Regions from separate parts of the Homo sapiens genome. Here region 2 is linked to region 1. A link is a contact called in ENCODE Hi-C or POLR2A ChIA-PET data. All regions are on one chromosome and are shown on one strand. The core of a region is the stretch at or near the end of the contact, and the rest is flanking DNA. Distances in the headings are between cores, read along the strand shown.

Evidence for each region. Hi-C counts contacts between places; a loop is a spot of excess contacts on that map. ChIA-PET counts read pairs that join two places held with the same protein, here RNA polymerase II (POLR2A).
Region 2: a loop to region 1 is called in a map of Caco-2, with 2.2 times the contacts of the local background. The contact joins two enhancer-like sites. A Hi-C loop is called at or near these places in 1 of 168 maps with a recorded cell type or tissue (Caco-2). POLR2A ChIA-PET finds 5 or more read pairs at or near these places in 1 of 52 experiments (H1).

The regions. Positions count from the first base shown.
Region 1 is chr3:37,675,510-37,683,194 of GRCh38, reverse strand. The region is part of intron 17 of ITGA9 (integrin subunit alpha 9); the gene reads right to left. Among named protein-coding and RNA genes, the nearest start is that of ITGA9-AS1, 180 kb to the left of the region's middle. Within about 2 kb of position 2,677, at least 4 of the 41 ENCODE cell types and tissues checked have a DNase peak (open chromatin) inside an H3K27ac peak, as active enhancers do.
Region 2 is chr3:37,761,094-37,768,778 of GRCh38, reverse strand. All of the region lies in intron 23 of ITGA9 (integrin subunit alpha 9), which reads right to left. The region is part of intron 3 of ITGA9-AS1 (ITGA9 antisense RNA 1); the gene reads left to right. Among named protein-coding and RNA genes, the nearest start is that of ITGA9-AS1, 97 kb to the left of the region's middle. RefSeq lists an enhancer at 1,190-4,271. Within about 2 kb of position 3,023, at least 15 of the 41 ENCODE cell types and tissues checked have a DNase peak (open chromatin) inside an H3K27ac peak, as active enhancers do.

The DNA.
Region 1 (7,685 bases), core at 1,428-3,927:
CAGGTAACAGCAAGGAGGTCAGTGCAGCTGGAGAGGAGTGATAAAGAGAGCAGGAAGGATTGAGCTCAGAGGGACTGAGGGAGTTGGGGCAGCAGATCCCACAGGGCCTTGAGGGCCAGCACAGGGACCTTGGTTTGACCCTCGGAAGCCCCTTCAGGGCTCTGAGCAGAGGAGCAGCGTGACTTGACGTTAGTGTTTAAAGGAGGCTCGCATTGGCTATGATGTGAACGGTCTGTGGAGTGGCCAGGAGAGGAACAGGGGGCCTGAGTAGGAGGCTCTTGTGACAATCCAGGTGTGAGAAGATGAACGTGAAGGCCAGGGTGATGGCAGCTGAGGGGGTGAGAAGGGGTCATATTCTGGACACATTTCAAAGGTCATGCCAACAGATTTTTCTCATGGACTGGATGAAGGGTGTTAGGAAAAGAGGAGTCAAGGACTGCTTCAAGGATTTTGGATTCAATAACTAGAAGAGAAAAGTTGTCATTTATTGAGATGGGAAAGACTGGGTTGAGAAGGTTCAGCAGAGAAAATCCAAATGCCTATTGGGTTTTAAAGGAGATTTTGAGGCAGGTGGATGCATGAGTCTGGAGTTGAAGGAGGGGTCTGGGCTAGGATACATTTGGGACAGACTAGAAACGATCACTAGGAAATGAGTATAGATAGAAATGAGGACTCACATTTAGGAGTTGAAGATGAGGAGGTGTCAGCCAACAAGACTGGAAAAGCATGGCTAGAGAAGGAAGAGGAAAATCGAGAGAGGAGTCATCCACATGGTCACAGAGGACAGTCTCAAGAAAGGAAGGATCAATTTTGTCCAATATGGCAGACAGGCCAGAACAATGGGAATAATTAGAACTGGCCATTGGAATCAGCCTTCTGGAGGTCACTGGTGACCTTGATAAGAACTGCTGAAGTGGCACGATGGGAGGAAAGCCTAACTGGAGAGAGTTTCAGAGATGTAGGAGGAGAACAAATGGAAGCAATGAGGACAGACAACTATTTGGAGGAGTTTTTCTCTAAAGGAGAACAGAGAAATTGGATGGTAGCTGGTGGGGGAAGTGGGCTCCAGGGAGTTTTTTTGCTCTTTTTTATTAAGATGGGAATTATCATAGCATATTTGCAAGCTAATGGGAATGATCCATTAGAGAGGCAACAATTAATGAAAACACGACAGGCAACAATTGCTGGGGTCTGATGAATGACTGTTCTCGCCTGGCTGGAGGTGAGCTGAAGATGCATTAGTAGATGGGTGGTAGGAACATGCGGGAATTCCTCTGTGATTGCTTCTATTTTGTAGTGAAATAGAAGTAGGGTGAAAGACTGGGAGTTGGAGGAGAAAGAGGTGAACGTTTGAGAGGTGAGGAGATGGAGGGAAATGGGGGCCCAGGACAGGGGTGAGTGAACGGGGCTAGGATGAGAACGGTGATAAGGCTGAGGCTGAAGATGACAAGGATGAAGATGCATGAGAGACTGATGATTATTGTGTGATGCGACCTTTGAACAAAATAAATCCATGTGAGTGGCCAGTTTTAATCGGATAACCAGTTAATGGAAGACGTAATTAAGGATATAAGGGTTTGTATAATGAACAGTTGTTATTTTTGGCCACTCAGCATCCTGACATCCTCGTGTTTTGGGGGAATCTCAAGATAGGTGGGGCGGCACATCAGCAGAAAGGGGGCAGACCCTCTCTTTCCCCTCTTCTTGATCACTAGGGTGTGGGCACTTGCCTAAGTGAAATCATGTGATCTAAGGGTGATCAAGTGGCAGCGATGTGAGAACAGATGCTCCCACCCAGGGCTACAAATTTTGAGGGTTGCACAGAGACACCAGGGATCATCTGAAGTAGCTACAGAGGAGTAAAGGGCCCAGAGGTGGAACCCTGGACTAAGACTTGCCTCCTCTGTTTCCTGCCTGTGTTGGTTCCCCAGCCTTCTTGTCTATGCTCTGAACCACCCCACATCCTTTTAATAAATTCCTTTTCTGCTTAAATTAACCAGCATACGTTTTTCTTGTTTGCAACCATTAATACAGCTAATACACCATGCAAAAGAAGAGAACTCTTCAAAATCTCCATAGGCAAAAATACTTTGAAATACTAATTTCTGGGGGGGTGGAATCCTCATTACCCATCCGTGAAGAGAGGACCTCACTCTCCTGCATGTCTGGCACATCAACAAGAATAACATGTGCAATGAGAAATATGATGGCCTTGCTTTGGAAGCACGGGCTCTGAGGATCCAAACAAGATGTGAAAAATTAACTTAAGAGCTGCAAATTCTTGAACGGCCTCCAATAAATTAAGACCCTGATCTCAAGCTATTGTGGCAATTATTTATTATTGTTGGCCATTTTAATCTTAAACAGTGGATAGGTTATTTCTGTTCTTCTGTTTGCTTTTGGAAGATTAAAAGAATAAACCTCAGGCTTGAGTTATGAGAGAGTGCTAACCTAGCTTTATCTTGAGAAGGAAGTGGACAGGCATTCATAAGTAGTCCTGACATCAGACAGTGTCCAAGGTTTCCATGGAATATTTGGCAGGGAGACAGTATAGATGAGCCCAGGACCATGGAGGAGGGGCTGCCTCCTCATTCCAGTTTAGTTGTTCATGTGATCAGCTTCCTTTCCTTATATGTAAAGGGTAAGGGATCAGGCCAGGGACATCTAAACTTCTGCCAATCCCCAAACCTTGGGCCTCTGTCACTTAATCACACAGCAAAGTCATTCCTGGGATTTCAAAGTCAAGTGATTCAAACAAGGCTCTGTGATTAAGGGAAGCAGCCAGGCAACTTCCAGGGCAGAATGTGAACTCAGATTTTTTTTAGAGGAGTCTCAAAGCTGGGGTTTCATTCTTTCTCCAAAGCTAAAAAAGTCTTTGACTAAAACAGCACATCTCTGCTTCCAAAGTTATTTTTAGAAATGAAATGAAAATGTGATGTGCCAGCATGATATTGGGTGTTGTCAAATATGTCATCCTTCTGAAACCTCACAACACTGAGAAAGGGTCTTGATATTAGGCCCATATTAGAGAGATGAGGAAATTGAGATGAAGAGAGAGAAGACGCTGTGCTGGTATGAGAACCCAGCAACTCCTATCCCTTCAAAACTCATTCCTCTCCAACATAACCCACATTCTCCAGCCCCCTGACTATCATGTCCCCAGGGGATCCTTCCTGATCTCCCTGCCTAGGTGAAATAAATCCTCCCATTATGAGCCCCCCACCCCCCATGTGCCCCATCAACCCTTCATGGCACTTATCGAAGTTGTGGTTATGCATTTGTTTGTGGGGCTTTTTGGTTGAGGACTGTCTATCCCCTACTAGAATCTAAACATCAGGGGTAGGACCCTTCTCTGGCTTTGCTTATCGTTGAACTCCTAGTGACAGAGTAGTGCCTGGCACATAATTTCTCAGGGAATAAAATTCCTTGAATATCAGAAAGATTCTTCTTCAATAAATAACTAAGCACCGTGGAATGTTCAGCATAAAAACCCCGTGCCTGATTGTTTTCATCTTTCAGCAGGACTGTCAGAGAGGTTGGTCTCTCCTAGCAGGTGTTCAGTGAACACTTGAATGAATGAACATCCATGACATCCCCACAACAGATCATCAGCTCCCCCTTCACATTTTACAGATGAAGAAGTTGAGCCCCAGAAAGGGGAACCCACCCAACTGAGGTCACCCGGCCATGCAGGGTCTGAGTTGCAACTAGCAGCACACCTCCTTTGGCATGAAGGTTGTCCCAGCCATGGCTCTAATATCAACTCCATCTCAGTCGGGAAGGGCTTTGGCAAGAAAGTTTACAAACACCTGAAAGGAACAGGACTCCACAAAGACCAACCTCTCTGACAGTCCTGCTGAAATAGTAAAACGATCAAGCATAGAGTTTTTGTGCTAAACATTCCAGGGGTGCTTATTTATTGAGGAACAGTGTTTCTAATCTTCAAGAAATTTTATTCCCTGAGAAATTTCCCTTTTTATTTTAATTTGCTTGTGCAGTCTTTTAAGTGGGTTATATTACTTTGTACATGGATCTCTTTGCTGTGCTTTTATATGAAAATCATTATTAGTAGTCAACATAAGATACAAAGTGTACTGCTTCTATAAAGCTTATCTTACAGCATATATATAGCCTGCTGAAAATATATTGCTCATTTGTTATTAAAAATCCTACCCAAGTATATCTTATAGCAGCTGGCTTTTTTTTGACTGCGTTATTGGGTTTGTACTTAAGTTTAGCACCAATTCATTCACTATACTCAATGGAAGATGTTACTGATGACATCTTGGCAGCTGTGTCAAGCCAGAAAATCTCTGTAGAACTTGTTTTCTGTCCTCATTCATCACTGTACATTAGGATTACCATTCAAAGTTCCTTGTTGGGTAAATGCAATACATTTCCATATCAACCACATATGCTGAATCACTAAGGCAACTAAAGCAAAAATTTCCTCTTCTATCCAGATAATTTTTTGGATGGTGCTTAATAATATTCTGTTGGATCACTTAGATTTTCCTTAAGTCTTAGACATAAAAACCATGACCTTTTCTTTTGCTGCCATCATAAATCTAGCCTGAGTAAAGGCTAGCACAAGTGTTAATCAAATGCATCCAACTATATTTGCATTAAAAAAATTCTCATTACACCATCATTATTATTATCGGTATTGTATCTACCAACCACAACTATATTTAACAATGATGACTAGGATAATAGTATAGGGCAGCCAAGTCTGTCCATCCGTCCATCCTTCACTCCTTCCTTCTTTCTCTTAGTTGTTTATCCATCTGTTACTTTTTAAAAACTATTTTTTCCCACTTCATGACTATTAGGATGGCAACTATCAAAAAAACAGAAGACAAGAATTGTCAAGAATGTGGAGAAATTGAAACCCTTGTGCACTGTTGGTAGGAACGTAAAATCGAGTGGCTGCTTGGAAAACAATATGAACATTTCTCAAAATAATTAAACATAGAATTGTCATATAACCCAAAAATTATACTTTTGGGTTTATTACCCAATGAACTGAAAGCAGGAACTCAAAGAGACATTTGTTCCCCCATGTTCATAGCAGCACTATTCACAGTAGCCAAGGGTAGACACAACCCAAAGTGTCCATGGACAGACAAGTGGATAAACCAGATGTACTACACATACAATCCCCAGTTTTCTCAATCATGGAAATCATACCAAAAAGGACATTGTGAAGCAGATTTTATTCTTCCTAGGAGCAATATCATAACTAGGGGCAGCATGCCCTCAGTAAGGATTCAGCTTCCAAAAAAATCACAGATACTCTCAACAATGTATCATAAAATCAATGATGCAAATCATACATGTAAATAGCCCCTGCAATGTGAAATCACAAACAATGCTTCCCATTCTTAAAAAGGGCAGACATCATAAAATCAGACATGGAATTTGACAGCTGGAAGGGGGCCCATTTGGGTCACCATTTTGCAGATAAAGGCAGACAGTTAAATGACTTCCCCAAGGCCACTCAGCAGACAAGGGCAGAGCTCTAACCCCTGGTCCAGTCAGTGCTCCTTTGCCTTTCCCATTGCTCCTAAAGCATATAAAAATGCAACTAAATAGTATCAATGTATATGAAACATACTTGGCTATAAGATTATAAATAAAATTGTGTTTATTTCCTTAGCATTTAGAATATTTTAGAATACTGGGAGAATATTTAGAACATAAGGTGTCATCTCTTTACAAATGCTACTGAGGTGCTTAACTTTTCTCTTGACAATTTTCTTTGAAATTTGTGGAGGCATTTGAGATGACTCTAGATGTCTTTAGCCACTCTCATGGGCAACCTTCTTTCTGGGTACTTTGTTGACAACTATCAAAGCTTTTCAATTTTCAGAGTTTAAAATTACAAACATGAGTAAACCATAAAACCAAAATTGCTCATCTGTTGTCTTTCTATGAGAGATATGAGCAAAAAATACCAAATAAATTGATTATAACATGAAGAATTAAGAGACGGTGTTAATTAAGCTACAGGGAATAAGTGAGGACTGTCAGGCACCTCCTGAATGCATGCTGGTAAATGAATTACCCAGGAAATAAACCATGAAGTTGATAAGACCTGCCAAAGGAACAGGTGAAGATCAAGGGGCAAGAGAAACTCAGGGAAAAGATATCACTGTTGACTGAAGTTATTACATGAAGCTTCCAGAGACAGGTAGCAATTGAGCCACATCTGAAAGAATGATCCTAAAACTCACTTGCTTGTAAAATGCTCTGCCTATTGATGGGCAGAAAAACAGGGAGTACATTCCAGCCAGAGAGAAAAATAAACATGATCAGAGGATGAAGGTGGGCAGAAATAACATGGAAAGGGGCAGGAGAAGGACACTCTTAGCAGAAAGATTAGCGAGAGGCAAGTAGATATGTGTAGGGCACATCCAGATTCCCTTAGGTCTTGAAGACAAAGATTTGATGTTGATCTTCTAGGCCCATGAATTTAACCAAGTTTTCTTGAGTGACCAACTTAAGATACATTATTGCAAGTAATTTGACAATAATAAAACACCAAAGTGAAGATATTAAAAAATGTAGTCAGCTATAAGTGGTTCCACCTGGGGTCTTATCACTGTGTAACCTGCACAGACTGCAGTTCTATCTAGTCAGTATCCCCATCTCTTTGTCAGAGGGCTTTTTTCTGCAGGCCAGGAAAGTGCCTAAGAATTAAGCCTCTGACATGCTCTGCAGCAACCCTCAATGACTGATGGGAACTGCTGTATAATTACCCCAGCTCCCTTGCCTATTGAGTGGGACAACTCTGAAGTTCATGTGCTAGACCAGAGCTGCCCCATATGGTTGCTACAGATAACATGTGGCATTTGAGCGCTTAAAATGTGGCTGGTCTGAATTAAGTTTAACATACACATGAGTTTTCAAAGACAGCAGATACTCAAAGATGTAAAAATCTCCACAGTTGTTTTAATATTGATTACATGCTCAAATAATTACTTTTGGGATATACTGCATTAAATTTGTTTCACCAGTTTTACTTTACTTACGATATAATATGGTTGATTTGTGATAAATCTTTAATGATACATACTTGCTTATGTTACTGCTTGTGAAGTAGACGTCCAGGGGAAATAAATTTGGGTAAAAATGAAAGTAAATAGTTTTGGGCCGGGCGTGATGACTCATGCCTGTAATCCCAGCACTTTGGGAGGCCAAGGCGGGTGGATCATGAGATCAAGAGATTGAGACCATCCTGGCCAACATGGTGAAACCCTGTCTCTACTAAAAATACAAAAATCAGCTGGGTGTGGTGGTGCACACCTGTAGTCCCAGCTACTTAGGAGGCTGAGGCAGGAGAATGGCTGGAACCCGGGAGGCAGAAATTGCAGTGAGCCGAGATCACACCACTGCACTCCAGTCTGGCAAAAGAGCAAGATTCCATCTCAAAAAAAAAAAAAAAAAAAGTAGTTTTTAAAAATTGATCATATTTAGCTCCTACAACTCACTTGCTTATAAAATGCTTTAGTGAATATTGTGAAATGCTGAAAAAAAAAGCGTAACATATGTGTGCTTTTCTTTCTCACCAAGTAATTTTGAGTTTCACCAAAATCTGATGTCCAAAGTTGTATGTTGTGCAAATGAGCCTCATTCATTACCTGTGATGTGGTGGGAGAAAAAAGTAGCAAGCCACACAGATC
Region 2 (7,685 bases), core at 1,774-4,273, 85 kb before region 1:
ATGATCTAAAAGCTATGTTTGTTGAATTGGCTTGGGTTAAAAGGGACCTAGGTTCATTTTAGAATAACATGTGTTTCCTGTTAACTCACGTTTCTGTGTTATTCATTGACTTTATGTTCTCAGTTACATCCCTGGGCCACTTTTCCATATCATATTACACCAATCGCAGCTGACGGCAACCGGGTAAACATGACCCACCCCCTGACTTATCGCCTGCTTCTCTGAAGTCACACGCTCCTTGAGTTTGAAAACTCAGAGAATGTTTTGAATGTCTACTTTGCTAATTCAATTACCCATTGCCTACTCTGAGAACCAAGGCATCAAAAGACAGTAAGCCCCTATTCCGGCACAGGCGGCTGAACACATACTACAATGGCTGTGGTGACATTAATTTTAGGACTTCAGGGTTTGAAATAAAGATAGTAGTCATACAATAACTGAGAAATGATACCAGCTGGTTGATTAGCCTGACCTAAGGTGTCTAGTTCTAGAAAGATAAATAAGATAGCTTCATATTATCCATCTAGAAAAATGCAAACCATGATTCATGGTTGCTTAGCAGCCTTAAAGAGCCCTTCAAATTATATCTCATGTTAAATCATGTTGCTATGATTTACTATTGAGTATTTCTTCATATTGACCAAAGACTAAAATATAATAATATTAATGAATCCTAGGACAAATACTTTCACGTATCACCATTCATTTCAAGACCCTGTAATAATGCAGACTCAGGATAACCTACAAAGGGTGGATGCTCACAGGCTCTGTTCATTTACTCTAATTTTTCAATTGCAATGACACTATTTAATATAAGGCCAGAGAAACAGCAATAATGATCTTAGATTGCTCCTTAATATGAACATGGCTAATTTCATGCTACTCGTGTGTGCATCACCCCATTTGAAGGTAATGAGGAGTTTTCAATGGCATTCTTTGGGAGATCCTTCTGAAGAATGATGGTCTTTTGCTTTGTGAAAAGAGACCCCGTGTTCATTAGTGCACCAAATTTGGATTTTCTGATATTTACCCCTCTGTGTAGCTAGTGGTTCCAAGGTGTTTATTTAAGGACAAAAATCCAAAAAACAGAAACAGTCTGATGATCACAACAACATAAGCTAGGCTAATATGAGGGGCTCTGGCTTTGGACAGTCCCTGCTAGCTTCAGTGTTCAAATAAAGAGTTCTGTCTTTGAACCGAAACGGGTAAACAAAATCACATGACAGCCCACTCCAAACCTGCAGAGCTGGGGATAGAGCAGGTGGAGCAAGAAGTTAAAGAATGACCTAGTATCACTTAAGCACAGAAAGGAAAAGATCGTAACTTTAACTCTAGATGTCTTCTCCCTTTCTAACTGAAAACTGTCTTCTAAATAAAATACTTGCTTTCTCTAACCCTTTCCCCATCCCTTAAGGCAGTCATCCCTGTGAAAAGTGGTATGGAGTCTGAAAAGGTCAGGGTGTTACTGAGATCAAATCTGAAACTGAAAATAAAGGGGCAAAGCCTCCAGACCAACGTTTCAGAGGAAAGGTTGAGTATAATCCAATGCACAGCCTCTGTATGAGGCTGCCATTATTTCATGAACAATTTCACTTCTCATGATAAAAGCCAGTGGATTTCATTTCCATCAGCTTTAGGGTTTGGCTAAAACAATGCCCCTGCATCCTCCCCTCCTCCCTCTTCCTTTGCGTGTGACAGGCCAACATGCTGGAAAGTCAAGAGTGCAGGCCACCACCACCAGGCTGCCCTGTAAAACGGGATGGGCTTTAATTAATTTACATGTAATCAGAGAAAGACAAGTTCCCCAGACAAAGCCCATTTCCCAGGCATGGGGATGGCCTTTTATTGGAGTTAAAGCGATACAGATGGGAAGTAGTCTGAGAGAGGCAGTGACACAAAAGAATTTCCAGATGCCGTCAGATTCTCTTTAGTGAAAAAGCGATACATAAATATGTTATCTGAGCACTTGACATGCATACCAAAAATGTTTTCCTTCCACAGATAATGAAATATTTTGGAAGCAGAATGGTCTGTTGATTTGGGTAATAAATGAGTGAATAGCCCCCATATGAGACAAAACATGGTCCTTGGAATTGTATCTGCTTGTTTAAATTCTGGTTCTAGCTCTTGGACCCATCTTAAGGTAAAGAATGAAGCTCAGACCCATCTTCCCTTAAAGGCTAAAGCAGCACACCTATTCACTGGGTTGTCTCTGCATTTCCTGCATATATTGCTTTATTAGTTCCCTTTTATCAAAGGGTAAATCACACTCATTTTCTGGATGCCATGATTCCTACATCACCATCTATCTAACCTCTTCCACTGCTTTTCTGAGAGTACATACACCAGAGCAGTGAAAAGTGAAACCTCAGTGTCCTTCATTAAGTCTCAAGTTTCAAGGACTTCATGGGAGGCCTGAAATATGCTTTAGGTCATAAGTTTAGATTAAAGAGAAGTAAGTGAGGTTGGCTCCCTGACAGCTGGGGAGATCATTACTTCTCAGCGTCTAACAACATTGAGGCAGTTCTTTTTGGTCTGAAGAAACTTGGGGTGTATGTCAGAAAAGCGTTTTCCTGTTTTTGCGCTTCCGAAGCATACACAATTAGTCCTTGGCAGGTTAAATGAGAACCATGTGTTTCTCGGCAATGGCCGATGAGCCCTGTTTATCCTCAGTGAGATTTCCTGTTATCGACTTTGGTAACAACCCATCACCCCTGCCATGGCAAGGCTCTGTGTCATGTTGCTTTTAAGGAATGAACGTAAGCAAACTCCTCACCACCAACTTTTGACGCCTATTCATGTAGCAGACCAGAAAACACCAGGCACCTACGCATCGGCATTCAACTAGCCTACATGCTGGCAACAAAGTGTTAATGCTTCCAGATGTCACAGCAGCTGTGAGCACAAGACATTTGGGCTCCTTGATAAGGCCGGGCGCCTTCAGTCAGCAGGGAGACAGCACTGCTGGCTTGATTTATTCTCTCTGGCCACACAGGTTAAAGGGCAGCCTCTGAACCACACTCTGTACGGACAGCCGGGACTGAAGCTTACCCCCACCTTCCAGAGGGTGTGTGTTGAGTGTAACTTGTGCACAGAAACACACACGCTTTCTCCCTCTAGCCAAGCTCAAATTAACCAAGAGCCTAGGAATGTAACTTTTGTTCCAGAATTCAATCAGCCATCTCCCTTCTTTTAAGTGTTTGGCTTCTGTTGAGAAAAAGATTTAAGGCAAACCTAATCCTGACCCATTTCAGGAACTTGACTATTCAGCTTGCATTCATACATGTGCAGAAAGAAGAAAATGCAAAAGAAAAAGAAAAGAAAGTTTAGGGCCATTACTGAGATCAGCAGTGTCTGTGTGAGAGAAACTGAGGGGGAAGGAAATATGTGTTCAAATCCCTGACCAAAGTTTGTAGAGTTTAAATTTGCTCTAAGAAGCTTTCGTTTCTGATAAGTAATTCAATCTCTTATTTCAAAATTTCACCTTCTTATTCTCACATTGAAATTAAGGCAACCTCTGCCATGGGTTAAAGGAATTTGTTCAAAATATTCCTACTGGGCGATCTCAAGTAGAGATGGGGGGATGTCCTGGAGCCAATCCCCAGGAGATACAAGGGGTGACTGTGTGTCTGAGGATGCCACTAACAGAGTGGAAGCAGCCATTTCTTTCATTTGTCTCACCACTCACTATGGTCTCGGCACCAAATGCTGCAAATACACAGAAAATAAGGACCTTGCCCTTTACTCTCATGGTGTTTTTAATCTGGTGGAAGAAGACTGATGATAAGAGAGTAATTTCACATAGTGACAAGTGCTATGAAGAAAACAACATACAAATGAGATAGAGAGTAATGGGGGTTTGCAACTTTAGGTAAAGTGTTCAGGGAAGACTTATTGAGAAAGTGAACTCTGGGCTCAGATCTGCATAATAAGAAGGAGCCAGCTATGCAAAGATTGGAGGGAACAGTGTTCTCAGCAAAGGCAGGTGCAAAGGCCCTGAGGCAGGGCCATCTGTGAAGGCATCTGGGAAGCCTTGACAGAGAGGACATATGAACTGGGTCTTGAAGAATGAGTAGCTTTCCACAGCCAGAGGGGAGGAGAAGTCACTAGCAAGGGCAGGGGGCCCAGGGAAGTACAAAGTGAGAGCCTTCAGCAGCATTCATGGTCCAGGGAGGCTGGAAGACAAGGTCAGGGATGAGGGGCTATTGGAGAAAATGGCCTGGAAAGTTGGGTGGGAGGGAACGCCGGGTTTTGGACCTATGGCTTTGGCCATTAAGATTTCCTTGATTTTTTTTTTTTTTTTTTTTTTTTTACTGAGAATCTCGGAGTGTTTCTGAGCATTATACGGATAAATTATTAGGACTAGAAGTTGGTGTAGAGAAATTATTAGGACTAAAGTTCTCAGATAGTAAACCAGGTCCTTACTTCCTGAGTGATAATGATTCATGATGAGGAGGGGTTGGATGAAGAGGCACAGGATTTGCTGCTCAGTTTTGAATTTTTATTTGGAGAATATGGAGAGAGCAAAGAGGACACCCTAGGATGGGAAAGAAAATTAAAGGAATTGTAATCTTTTTTGGAAGAGAAGGGGGAAGTCAAGGTAATAGCTCAACTTCTCTACATGAGGGAACTAGGCAATTATTTTTCATTTTAGCTAAGAAAGGGTCATGGGGCATGGAGAATTGTGGATAGTCATAACAAGGGATTTGAGGGATACCAGAATGGCTTAACAAAGAGAACTTGCTGGAAAAGCAGTTCTGTGTACTGGGGAGACATCTCGATTGTATTCTGTCCAAAGGTAGAGGGTTGGATCATATAATCCCCCAAATCCACCTCTTCCTACATGAGAGGGGTTTCTAATCCTTGTTAGAAGGAACCTCTCACCCAGAGAGCTGGCTTGGTACAGTCAACCATTGAATTTCCACAAAAAAAATTGAGGGTGAAGGCGAGGAAAAAAAGAAGCATGTGTTCATGATGGGGAAGAGCAGCATAGATAAAAATGTGCATTGTTCATTTTTGTTTTGGGTTATTTGCTGGGCTGTTTAAAGTGCCAGGTCTGGCTCTTATACAAGTCTCAGCTCCAATAAGCTGGCTGCAGGGGAGACTTCTTGTTGCAATTATCCTCTAAGCATAGCTAAGTCATAAAATCCAGGACTTTTCTGATGTGAAATGTGCAGGCTTTAAAAATCAGTGTCACTGTCAACTGCTGCTGCCAGCAAAATAAGTGATTCACATTGTGGCAGAAAACTCCCCCAGAGTGAAAGCTAATGAGAACACACACGGAGACTTCTGGATGTCCAGTCGGAACCCCACACAACGGCAGCATGGGGGCTGGCATTTCAAAGGTCAGAAATCAAACAGGGCTGAAATCAAGGGGGAGAGAATTCTCAGAAAAGACATAGACTTGGCAAGGACTCCATGGGCAAAGAAATTCTCATTGCAAACTCCCGTAAGATAGCTTTGGTCCCTGCAACTTCTGAATAAAGGTCTCCGTGAAACTGTCCCTGACCACTCCGTTTAAAATTACAGCCTTTCCCAATCCCTATCCTCTTGCTTTTTAAATTTTTCTCCAGAGCATTTACCATCATGTAATAAACTATATGCTTTACTTATTACTCTTTCCCCACCAGAATGTAAGCTACATGATGGCTGGAAATTACTTTTTGTCTGTTTTCCTCTCTGCACTAGGTGCTTAGCATATGCTGGGCGCAAAGTATTTGTTGAAAGAATGAACATGTGTATAAAAATATCCCCACAACAGCCTCTTGTGGTGAGGACTGTCATCACCATTTTACAGATAAGAAAATGGGAGAGCAGAGATTTAAGTCTCATGCTTTAGACCAGGGCTTCTTAAATATGAACAGACAAAGGAATCCCTGGGGATCTTGCTGAAGTGAAGGCTCTGACTCAGCAGGCCTGGGTGGGGCCTTAGTTCTGCATGACCATGCCTCAACTTCCAGGTAGTGCTAGAGCTGCTGGACAGCTACGCACCCAGACAAAAGGATGGCGCAAGACCCTGCAAGTGGCTAAAGGAAATCAAAATGTTTTATCCCAAAATAGATTTCTTTGACATCGTTTGAAATGGCTGCTGCTGGGCCAGCAGACAGAAGTGGCCTTGCAAAACTGTCTCTTGTGGGGAAATTTTGCACCTGTAGAGAATCTCCTTGAATGCAGCCAGCCCTTCTCTTTCCAGGCCTTTCCCAGATCTAGGACAGATTGAGTCTGACACCTTTACAAGTCTGAAAAGAAATTCACCATCTATTCTCTCTAGGAGTTATGACCTGGAAGGCTTCATCTACATAACAATGCCACCTTTGCTAGCCAAGCCTCCTTCTTTCTCTCCCCCATGACATGTCTTGCCATTAAAACCTGGTTGTGGTCATGCTCTGAGCCTGCATTCTTTCTATAACCTCAAGATGGTATATAAGCTTCTGTACCTTACCAGGGGATTGGGTCTTCATTCTGAAGCCTCCCCTGTATACAAGTTAAATAAATCTGTGTGCCTTTTCTCCTATTAATCTGCCTTTTCTGAGTTGATTTTTCAGTGAAAAAGACCAAGGGTTCCCCTTGACCCCACACTGTACAGTTGTGGCAGGATGAACCCCCAAATTGGGGTTTGGCCTGGGAGGGCCGGTGGGTTTTGGCTTCCTAAAGGAAAGAATTCAAGAGGAAGCCCAGAGAGTAAAGTGAAAGCAAGTTTATTAAGAAAGTAAAGAAATAAAAGGTGGTTACCCCATAGGTAACACAGCCCCAAGGGCTGCTGCTTGCCTATTTTAATGGTTATTTCTTGATTAAATGCTAAAAAAGGAGTGGATTATTCATGAGTTTTACAGGAGAGGGGCTGCGAATTCTCAGAACCCAGGGTTCCTTCTGTTTTTAGAGCATACAGAGTAACTTCTAGGAGTTGCCATGGCATCTGTAAATTGTCATGGTGCTGGTGAATTATCATTAGTGTCACCATCTTGATTCTGGCTGTCTTCAGCTGGCTTCTTTACCACATCCTGCTTTATCAGCGGGGTCTCTGTGACCTGCGTCTTGAGAAACAAGTCCTGCTGAACTCCTATTTCACAGTGAACCCCACTGTTAAGAGTGAACGTCAACTTAGCCACTTACCAATTTACCTTGGCCTTCCCTCTAACTCTTCCTTGCCTCAATTTCCTTAAGAAATTATTATGAAGATTAGATTAATTTGTTCTTGTAAAGTACTTGATACAGTATCTCTGCACTATACCTATCTGTAATAAGTTAGTAAGATTTCATACTTTTTGGTCTGAATCTAACAACTTTCTCTCAGAATCCTAAGGGAGCATTATTAAAGTTATATTCTGCTTCACCAAAATAGAAGTCAACATTTATGCTGAGAACCCTGATAATATACACCTACTATCAGAAAATTAGAAGTTTCTCCTGGATATATTATGTGAAAATTTTGAGACAGGTTCCTAAAAGTGGAATTGTTGATATTCATATTTTAAATTTTGGTAGTTATTGTCAAATTGCCTTTCATACCAGCAGTATTTGAAAGTGCTCATTTCTCTTCATCTTAACCAACAATGGATCTTAACAATTTTTTAGATTTTTGCCAGTTTAATGAGGAGAAAAACCTCATTTTAAGTTTGCATTGCTCTGATTACCAGTGAGGCTAGGCATCTTTCTATATGTTTATTTGCTATTAAAATTTCTTT